Linked DNA regions of Homo sapiens: region 2 is linked to region 1. A link is an interaction called in ENCODE POLR2A ChIA-PET data of the cell type or tissue named here. Cell type or tissue: endothelial cell of umbilical vein. All regions are shown on one strand. Each heading gives the region's core, and the rest is flanking DNA. Links, peaks and the distances in the headings are about the cores only. Region 1 holds the start of LOC124904226 (a long non-coding RNA gene). Region 2 overlaps MIR137HG (MIR137 host gene).

Region 1 (5,391 bases), core at 63-5,062:
AAAAATGTTGCTTTTATTTAAAAATATATTTCATTGGGTATTTATTTCTAATAACATTGCATGATGTTTCACGATATAAAATATCCATCATTCTGGTTTTTTTTCTTAGGAAAAAAAATCTGTTCCCTCCTGCTTGATTAAAAACGGAGTACAGCAAAATACTGAAGGGCTTCCTAATTATCAAATAAATATTAAATTATGTCCAGTGTCCTTTTACTGTTAATGTCTTTTAGCCTGACTCTTTTAAAAATTGCTTTCTCTTTTAATAAAAAGTAAAATTATTTTTTGGTCATCTTTATTTCTCAGAAATAGAATGCTACCACATATTTTCACAAACCATCCTCTGGCTTTAGATAAGGATATTTAGAATCCTTAGACCATTTCACATTTTTAAAATAAATATAAAGTCATTTTTCCTGAAATTTAATTGATTTAAAAAATTGCTTTGAAAATTTCTTCAAAACATGACAACTTTAGTTTTGCATGTAGTAATTGTCAAGACTGTTAAATCATAGAAACAAGAATGTAAAAATAGAATTTCCTTAAGCCAAAGTGTGGTATTTATTAGTTTAAATATGCAGATATGTTAGTGAGGCACCCAGCCTTAAAAGTGGCTGCAAAGGGGATCTCTCTCCATCCTGTGTGTTTGTCTACTTTCTCCTGTCTCTGTTTTATTTTTTCCCAGTGTAGTAAGCTTTGGGATTGGAAAGTGGTTAAATGAGGAATCAGTGATCAACAGCAGCTCTGAATAAACTTCATTCCAGTTTAGTGACCAAGGAGAAAAAAAAAAAAGTTTTAACTTTCCCAGTTCCACTGAGGGATTTTGATAGAAGCAGAGTACCTAATTCCTATGATCAGTGCAGGTGGGGATACTTTCTCATCTTTCTGGGCAAGAAGATAGAGTCTGCTTTCAATGGATAGGGAAAGGAGAACAGGGTAGTGCTTGGCTGCTCAGAGCATACAATGGAAACCACTGCTTACCATAATGTATCTCTCCCATCTGTGGTCACCCCTCCCCAGTCAGAGGCTGCCCCACCAGCATTCAGTGGCATGATTCTCGCAATGTCCTGAACAACTCTCTGTATGATATTTATTTCCCTTCATCAAGTCCAATTGTAGTGCCTCATGCTTCTCAGCAACCTACAGGGTGAACAATTAACCAACCTGGCACAGTCAATATAAATTTGAAGCAAAAATAGCTCTGTTAAAATTAAAATTGCCATGTAAAAGAGAGAAACAGTGTTAGTCCCTACTTGAGAGGATATATCTTATCCTACTGTCAAGGCTGCTAAACCTTGCTTCCCTGCTGTGGATTTCTGTGGTCAACCCATCTGCCTGGCTAGATTCAGCCCACGAGAAAGGTTTTTCTTGTCCTCTGTGGAACCCTGAGAGGGGAGCTGGAGAGGGAGGTGCACATGCTGTGACTGTGCTGATTGAGCAGCCACTTCATAGTTGCATGAGAATGTGAATTGGGGGATTATTTTGTTATGTTAGGAGGTGGGGGTTTTGTGGTTGTTGTTGTTATTGTTTTATTTTGTTTTTTTTTTTTTAAGAAAAAAATTTTCTAAAAATCTATGCATATTGCTTATCAGTTTCGCCACAGGGTAACTAGTATCTAATAGCTAATTTTTTCTTCTTCTTCAGTCTGTATCTCTGTATCTGTCTCTGCCCTTGAAGTTCTAGCAATAAGCCTCAGGGCTCTGCCCATTCCCCAGTTGATTTTTCCTTTCAAATAAGGTCCTTAATCTCTCTCTCTCTTTTTTTTTTTTTTTTTTTTTTTTTTTTTTTTTTTTTTGCAAGGAATGCCTACACCAAGAGGTATTAGGTCTAGTCCTGGAAGATCTGGTGCCCTCTTTGATAGTTCTCCCTGATCTTTTTTCTAACTGGAGAATAGGGCATAGCATCCCTGAGCTCTTAGATCACTTGGAAAGGGCGGAAAGCATCTCTAACTGAAGCTGTGTAATTACATGGTGCCCCTTTTATACTTGCAAATGAAGCTTGGAGTATGACTTCTCACTTTTTTAGCCCCTAGGGAAAAGGCCATGGAACAAGCATTCTTACATTTTTCTCCCCAATTCTGAAAAGCTGTAGTTTCACTAGACGAAAAAAATTGAATCCTAAACTCAATGAACAATAATTTGGCATGCTTAATTTTCCTTCTCTATCCATCATCTACTTTTACTTTCTTCTCTTTGTTCCTCTCTCTAAGGAATCTATTCAAAATTGCTGTTTCTTCTGGCTTCCATATTTCGGAACGTTGTTCAACCTTTTTGTGACTAATGGTCTGCGAATTTCTCAGTGGCTTTGATTCAGAGTCTCAGATCTTTTGCTTCCTTCTTTTTAATTGCTTCTCTAGTTGACTAGTCCTGTGTATTTTAATATCTGATTATTTTTTCATCACCAAGACAGATACCTTCATCAGCCCTAATCACTCTTCACTCTTACTCATATAATCGCCAGCAGTTTTCAATTGTTTATTTTTCACTTCTCTAACTTATGGTATCCATTTCTACTTAATCTTCTTAAAAGGGTTAGCTGATAATGCAACCCCTTGCTCCTAAACCTCTGGTGACCTCATTCATTTATTCTTTCAGTCTTTGATACGTGCCAAATACCATGCTAGTTACTGTAGATAGATGATGACTAATGCAGAGCAGCTCCAGCTTTCATGGTGTTTATAGTCTATCCAGAAAGAAAAAGAAAAAAAAAACTTTAAAGACATGCTTCTTTCCCTGGTTTTTAGAACTCTCTCCAATATGGTCACAACTTTCTATTCTCCTGATGAAAACGTTTATCTGACTTTTACAGCATATCTTTTTTTTTTTTTTTCTCAAAGTAAATAAAAAAGCTCTATGTAGTGAGAGCACAGTGGCTTTTAGAGGACTCTTACCACTAGACTCTGCAACTTTAAGCTTGGCACAAACTCTTTGTGTCTCAATCTCTTAGTCTTTATTTTTTTATTTTATGGAGATAGAATCTCGCTCTGTTGCCCAGGCCGGAGTGCAGTAATGCAATCATACCTCCCTGTAACCTTGAACACCTGGATTCAAGTGATCCTCCCATCTCAGCTTCCTGAGTGGCTGGGACTACAGGGGCAGGGCACCACACCCAGCTAATTTTTCTATTTTTTTGTGGAGGCAAGGTATTGCTCTGTTTCCCAGGTTGGTCATGAATTTCTGGGCTCAAGCGATCTTCCTGCTTTGGCCTCCCAAAGTGCTGGGATTACAGGCGTGAGCTACTGCACCCAGCCTCAATCTCATAGTCTTTAAATGATAATGGTAGGAAATAATTACTTACGTGTATCAAGTATGTGCTTTGGGCTAGCAAAACCTAGTCGTTAAAAGCACAGACTCTTGCTCAGTCACACTGCCTGGCTCTGGGTCCTGGCGCTGTTCCTTATCAGCTATATGACTGTCAGGTGTCATTGCCTTGGCGTCTTCATCTATAAAGTGGGGAGAATAACATTGGGAATGATTAAATAAGTTAATAAAGTAAAAACCATTGAAACAGTGCCAAGCACACTGTAAGAGCTATGTAAGTCTTAGCAATTTCTTTTATTACTTTTCTTTTCTTTTTTTCTTTTTTTCTTTTTTTTTTTTTGAGACAGAGTCTCGCTCTGTTGCCCAGGCTGGAGTGCAGTGGTGCAATCTTGGCTCACTGCAACTTCCACCTCCTGGTTCAAGCAATTCTCCTGTCTCTGCCTCCCGAGTAGCTGGAATTACAGGCACACGCCACCACACCTGGCTAATTTTTGTATTTTTAGTAGAGATGGGGTTTTACAATGTTGGCCAGGTTGGTCTCGAACTCCTGACCTCAAGTGATCCACCCGCCTCTGCCTCCCAAAGTATTGGGATTACAAGCGTGAGCCACCACGCCTGGCCAATTTCTGTTATTACTTTTCTTAATAAGTGGCACGATTATTCATATTTTACCAATCAGGAAACTAAATACTTTGCTCAGGGCCACAAGTAAGTGACAGAGTCAGGGTTCTAACCTGGACATCCTAGTTTCAGAGGAGGCATTGGTAATTACTACTCTATACAGTCTCCATTATGGGATTTCTGTAATAATGTAGTTAAATAATCAATACATAATAAAATTTAAAACTATAATGCACTATGAATATTTAAGATATTATTATGTGTACTATAGTGAGTTATGTTTGAAAGAGACACTATTTTTTTTCTTTTCCATCACTTAAAACCTTTTCACTGTACCAGTAATTACAAACAGCATTTTAATGGCATTGTATAATTAGACAATCCCTTCACGTACATGCATGTATTTACATTGCTACTTTCAGAGGATGGCAAAGCCAGTAAAATCCTCTCTATTTTGAAAAAGAGAATGCTGAGGATCAGAAAAGTTAAGTAACTTGCCCAAGTGTTCACAGATAGTAAATGAGAAAATCTCCTAATGTAATTCCAAAGCCCCAAATGTCATCCAGTGTTTTGCTATCTTACCCTGCTATTTTCTAATGATTTATTTTTTCACAGTTTGAAAACTAATTTTATAATATAGTTTACCATTATAAATTTATGTAAATATTAATATATCTTTGTGTACAACTGGATAACTACTTGAACTTATATTCTTTTGTTTTTCTTTTTAAAGATTGTGATTGCTAGCATTATGTGCAGTTACAATAAAAATGACTGGACGGAACTTGCCAAGAAGTCTGAGGTAATGGTTACTTTAGTATATATTTATTTTATTTCTTCTCTCCTATTTTTATTAGTTTTAAATAAAGAGCTGCCATGAGAAATAATACAGTAGAAGTAAAACTGAATTGAAAATGTAACTTAAAACATTTCTATTATAATTTGTTTACCCTGTGTTTTCATTAAAATGATGGAAATGTAAATTTAAAAGGAATTTATTCTATAAAAGCGGTCCCTTGGATTTCACACACTACCTAAAAATCCTTTATTCTCTGAATCCATACACTCTTTATTTGCATGTTAAGCAAACTGTATATTATGATGGATGCCATGATAAAATTTAATTCTACCTTTGAGAGTCTAACTTGATCTTACCTTGCCTTTAGGCAAACTAGTTTGACAGTAAGAGAAGAAATTTTGAATATAAAACTCTTGAATATTTAAAGTATAAAAGGTTCATTTAATACTATTCTAGTTTGAATACAGACATGCATAAAAGAGCGGGACAGAATGCTCCTGAATGGAACACTAGTCAGCAGGTTTTCCATAATATAAATTGAATCCTGCACAAATGCAAACAAGTAACCATGTGCCTTAAATTTGTATTTCAAATAGAAAAATACATACTTAAAATTATACACTTATGTCCATCATGCTGTCATGGAAAATAGTCTGGAGAGTCTTAGCTGGGGTTCCTTGAAAACCTCTCAGTAATGTAGAAGACTAAATC
Region 2 (5,391 bases), core at 233-5,232, 650 kb before region 1:
TTTTTTCCTTTAAAGTATGGAAAGTCTTTCAGAACTGAGTAGACTAAGGAAGCACCAGTTAGGAAAAGGAAAACATACTCACTTTTTCACATCAAAGCAATAGTTACTGTATAACCAATTATAAGTTATATAATACCATTTATAATGAAACATGATTATATTATCCCAGGACAAATTATTCGTGTATCCATAGTTATCAGAAAATATGTTTTAGTGATTATAAAATGATAGTGCTTGCATGTAATTCCCAAATTCATTAATATTTGATTCCAGAGTCAATAAGTGTCTTTTGAGAATGTGATGATAGGCTTTATAAAAGAAAGTGCTGAACGCATTATGCTGTACTTCAGAAAGTGGTTCTCAAAATGGGGCCTTCTTAGCAGTAGCCTGAGTGTCACCTGGGAACTTGTTAAAAATGCCTGTTCTCAGACCACATAACAGGCCCACTGAATAAAAACTGTGAACCCTAATCTGAGTCTCAACAAGCCCAATTCTGATGCCTGCTAGAATTTGAGAACCACTGCTTTCTATTGATTTTTTTAAAATGACAATTAAAGTCAGGTTCTATGCAACACTGATCCAGTGCTGACCCATTTTAGGCTCTCTTGTAGATTTAAAGTTACAAGTTATTATTATTAATTAAACCAGATATCTTAAATTAAAAATTATCACTTTACTTACCTGGTAAATTCTACATTTGGGAAATATTTTAAGCCCCTATTTTGAGTTCTATTTATGTAAAACTTACATAGTATTCTTATTAGTGTTATATAATGCTCACATTGCTATCTTTATAATTATAACATTAGATTGAATTTTTCCAGGACTTAAACCATTCTTTTATTTAATTTATTATTATTTTTGTAATTCCAGTAGCTGTCCCAATTTTTTACTCTGGTATTTAATTATATCCCAGTTTACAATCTAGGAGAATCAGCTTAATTTTATAAAAGGCATACAATATTGAATAAGACCTTTAGATCATTTGTGTGTGTGTGTGTGTGTGTGTGTGTGTGTGTGTGTGTGTATGTGTTATTGTCTCATGGATTATTATTAAAGTTTTCTCATTCATCTATGACACAAATAATTTTTAAATTCCCGTGGAAGGGAATTGCCCTGACAAAACTATTTGAGCACTTATACAATGTTCTAGTATTACAGTAGCATAAAATAAGTTTCCTAATATCTGTATTGGAACTGTATTTAATAAAAATTTACTTAGAACATAGGTGATTATATAATAGTAAAAATGAATGTTACTGGTTAAGCAATTAGATTATATGGGTTCTCATTATACCAACTGGAAATTGTCTTACAAAACTATAATATGTTCTTACTTCAAACCACAGCTTTTTATTGAAGCTTTCATAAAAACATTAGAAATTCAAAGGCTGGCCTGTTTAAAATGCAGCTCTAAAACTTAGTGAATAGTTTCTTGTTTAGTGCTTTAAATTAAAATAGAAAAGAACAACTGTTGAGACCATGTAACTCTGGATTGTAAGACCTAAAGTAGTCCTGTGACTTTTACATTTTGGCTTTTGTGTTTAACACACAAAAAATAATATCAAACCACCTCGAATATAACACTGAAGTAACTGGCTGACAATGTCAGTGGGCTTTTTCTCAGTCCAAAGTCTTCTTTTCATTAATGAAACACTGTGTTTGCTTATGTCAATGCATGAACTTAGTCATACACATTATAGGATGCCAGGATATATAACAAAGAATTAATGATAATATTTTTTAGTAAAAGTGCATCTTTGGGGGGTTTTCTCTTTGTTCAAATCCACCCCCCCGTCTCTGTACGAGGGAGCTGCTTTCTTCTTCCTTTCTTTTTTCTTGCCTATTAAAGTTTTTGCTCCAAAAAAGAAAAAAAAAAGTAAAAGTGCAGCTTTTACTAATATGTGAACACAAAAGGTAATGGCCTGAGTAGCAAAAAATTCACCTAAGGAAGAAGTATGTGTAACATTGATTAATAAATTCTGTGGTATTTTACTTCCTATCCCTAACACATTGATGTATTCCATAATACTCTGTTTTCTCAAACAGTTATTTGACTGTGTAACAGATCTTCCCCTCACTAAAAATACATTCTGACTATAAGCATAGAAATGTAAATCCATTTCAGAATATGATCTTATTTCCTTTTTGTGGTAGGGGTGAGTAACACTGTCCAAACTTACAAACTTAAGAGAGAGTCACAGTGGTGGAACAATTTATGCACACCCAGTTTAGATGGAATGATTGACAGGAAATATGTAAGAAATTCAAGTTATTCTTATGGAGGGAAAAAAGGTCTATTATTTTGACAGTTAACATTTTAAGATTAAGCACTTTAGATTAACCAGCAAGGAAAATGAAATCGTTTTAATAGGCCTATAGTTTGATGGATTTAGTTATTAAATTAAATAGACACTAATTTAAATGTTACTACTTCAACCCTTAAACAAAGAGAGTTTTAACTGTATAAAAAGATGCAAATAAAATACCAAGTAGCTTATATTTAGGCAGAGAAGATACTTAAAATTCAGAAATGTCAAAACCAGCTTATTCGTCTCTTGCAATGTAATTAAATGTTTCAGTTTATTTATCTTTAGTTTATCTTAAGTTGTATGATGGATTAATTGTACTCAGTAATTGTTTTGCTGTTAATGGTTTACATATTCTTTTTTATATTAACAAGTGTTATTTTAAACATTTTATAAAGGAAAGTTTGAAAAGAGTTGTTTAATATCACAAAACCCATTGTGATCTTTCTCAAGTGAATTTATAGATTTGTTTTTTTGGCTACATCTTTTGTCTAGTTGTGGGCCTATATCACTGATAATCCCATAACACAAGTTATTATATTAAGAGCTGGAAAACTTATCAGATGTGAGCTTATTAGTTATTCACAATAAAACATTAACAGTTTAACATTTCTCTTCTGGAAAGCTCAACATGTTTTACGCAGTTGATTTATTCATATCTCTTAACCATTTTATTTGCAGAGTGTTACCTTTGCTATTTAGATTTTTAATATGCCTATAAAAGTAGATTTATGATAGAAAAGATTCTAAATTACTCAGTTAAAAATGTATTCTTTTATACTTATTGAACTCTAATTTTTACGTAAAGTTTTGCAGTTTGTAGTATGTGAAATCTTACACTTAAAAAAGACAATATTTAGTATATTTTTAATAAATCACCATTCAAAAATGCATGATGGATTGCATTAGGTTAAGAAGTATTACCAGAATATCTATTTATAATAGAAAACTGTTGCAATTATAATTATATGCTAAATCTATATATTCATAAAATAATTAAGTTAAAATTATTTTAATTTTTAGATACTTGACATAGGAGTTCATAGTTCTCCTGAATTCTGAATTATATTTCATCTTCTAAAACTTTCAAATAAGATTTATATGATATAAATTTTCATTAAAAAAACTTGGAATGTTTGACCATACAGGAAAAGATAATTGAAGAAAGACTTACTAAGGAAATAAAAGTGAAAGTACACTTTGGTCAGGTATTAAGTCCAGGTATTAAAATTAGCATACCAAAATACAAAATTTTATGTATAACCTGTTTATTAAATCAAAGTATTTCTAATGCCTTTCTTTTCTGTTCTTTCATTTTGATCCATATCGACTTTAATGCCACGACTGGCTCACTAGTAAGTATCAGTCAAGATCATAATTTAGCACTTACCTCAAATTACATGAAAATCGAATCCAAAAATGGCATACTGCAACCAGGTCTACTTTCATGTATCAAAATGGATTGCTGTACATTATAAATGATACTCCCTGATGTTTTTGCAATGATTCATGAAACTATGGGGCTGACATTTTAGTGCAAAGAATTCCATAAATGTTAATAAAGCAGGAAAACGAATCGCAAAGCACTTCTAGATCATGATAAAGCCAGGTATTCAAATAACTTTAATCTCTTTCTATTACTAATGCTGTTTGTAATGCTTAAAAGATATCAAAATACAATATAAAATATTTTATAGCTAAATGAATCGAAATTAAATGTTACAAATCAAAACTGAGCTATGATAAAAGATCATCACATGATAATTAAGCTTTTGCTTTTACATCTCTTAGTATAACATAACCACTTACAAAATATCCAATCTTTAGGATGATTTAGCATCTTAGCCTGATGTAGAAACAATTACAAAATATAAAGAATTATCATTTATATCATTTCGACATTATGTGATACATTTCTTAAAAGAAACTTTGAATCAAGTTTTAAATTCTGTACTGATTCATTAGCTTTTACCCTAGTTGATGTGGGTTTCTTGATCTTTAAAATGGAATCCCTCATCTCTCACACAGATGCCATTTCTTTAGTTATATGTGTTTAGATACATTTTAAAATGTAACGTTTTTAAAATCTTTCACTTGTTAATTATATTTAATAATTTATTTGAAAAACTAGGCCACTTATGTCAAAGATGCCACTATTTATTTTTAATCAAGAGTTAAAAATGTAGTTTGCCTTAAACAATTCTAATATGATTTCCCAAAATGATATTTGGTACATGATGATTACTGTTTTCATTTTTGTCTGTTTAACTTTACATGTTTATCAGTAGAAAGTACACTTATGGTAAAAAAAAATCTATTATATTGTTTATATAATTTTTTTCTAAAAGAATTAGCTTCATTTTGATTTCTTTCCATTTTTTAATAAGAGGGACATTTATATGAAATTTTTATTTTACCTTTATTATAATATAAAATTACACTAATTTAAGGATTAAAGTTCATATTCAGAAAGGGCATTTATTTTATTTTATTTTTATTTTGCTATATACATAATAATTTGCTTTCTGTGTCCAGACCCAAATGGATATAGAAATTATTTTGAAATAAAAACATTAATTTTTAATATTTAAGTTCCTTTAGTTATATATTTTACAGAACTATTTATGTATTATTAAATGTTTACATACATACATGTATTTGATTTACATTGATTTGTGATGATTATTATATTTCCAATCTGTCTTTACTATGAATATTGGTTTTTTCCCAGAGTATCTAGTTTTAAACAAAAAGTAATCTGTCAATGCAAATCTCTTGGTGTAGCATATTTGAAATTTTATCTACAAGTAGATGTAGATGGAAGTGTACTTACTTAGTATTTATTATGGTCTCAATTTCTGTGAATTTCATGCTCACTTTTCCCCTTCATTTCTTTTTCAAATGGCCACTTTGTCATATGTTTTAACTGTAGGAAGATGAAAAACTCTAAAAGTGCTCACCATCAGCATAAAGTGAGGCATTTTGAGCTCTACTGTGCAAAATGAAAGCATAATAGTCACTGCAAGGAAGACTTAAAGTTCTATTATCCTGTCATTTATACTTAGAGGCACTTCAGTTTCTG

What was found. ChIA-PET counts read pairs that join two places held together with the same protein. Peaks named below come from ENCODE experiments on the same cell type or tissue, not always from the same donor. Only the 100,000 strongest peaks of a DNase experiment are listed, where the experiment ranks them.
Region 2: POLR2A ChIA-PET joins it to region 1 with 5 read pairs; 1 of 35 experiments calls an interaction of 5 or more read pairs at or near these places.

What each region holds. Positions count from the first base shown.
Region 1 is chr1:97,381,685-97,387,075 of GRCh38, reverse strand. DPYD (dihydropyrimidine dehydrogenase) reads left to right here. Exons shown (of 23, transcript NM_000110.4): 15 at 4,615-4,683. It overlaps LOC105378867 (a long non-coding RNA gene), which reads right to left. Exons shown (of 4, transcript XR_007066237.1): 3 at 3,298-3,442; 4 at 1,067-1,140. LOC124904226 (a long non-coding RNA gene) reads right to left here and starts at 1,065. Exons shown (of 2, transcript XR_007066239.1): 1 at 982-1,065. In endothelial cell of umbilical vein, for the core only: no CTCF peak of the experiment used is centred there; a DNase peak (open chromatin) is centred at 2,495; H3K27ac peaks cover 1,602 bases.
Region 2 is chr1:98,027,444-98,032,834 of GRCh38, reverse strand. All of the region lies in intron 3 of MIR137HG (MIR137 host gene), which reads left to right. Among named protein-coding and RNA genes, the nearest start is that of MIR2682, 15 kb to the left of the region's middle. In endothelial cell of umbilical vein, for the core only: no CTCF peak of the experiment used is centred there; a DNase peak (open chromatin) is centred at 2,164; H3K27ac peaks cover 1,681 bases.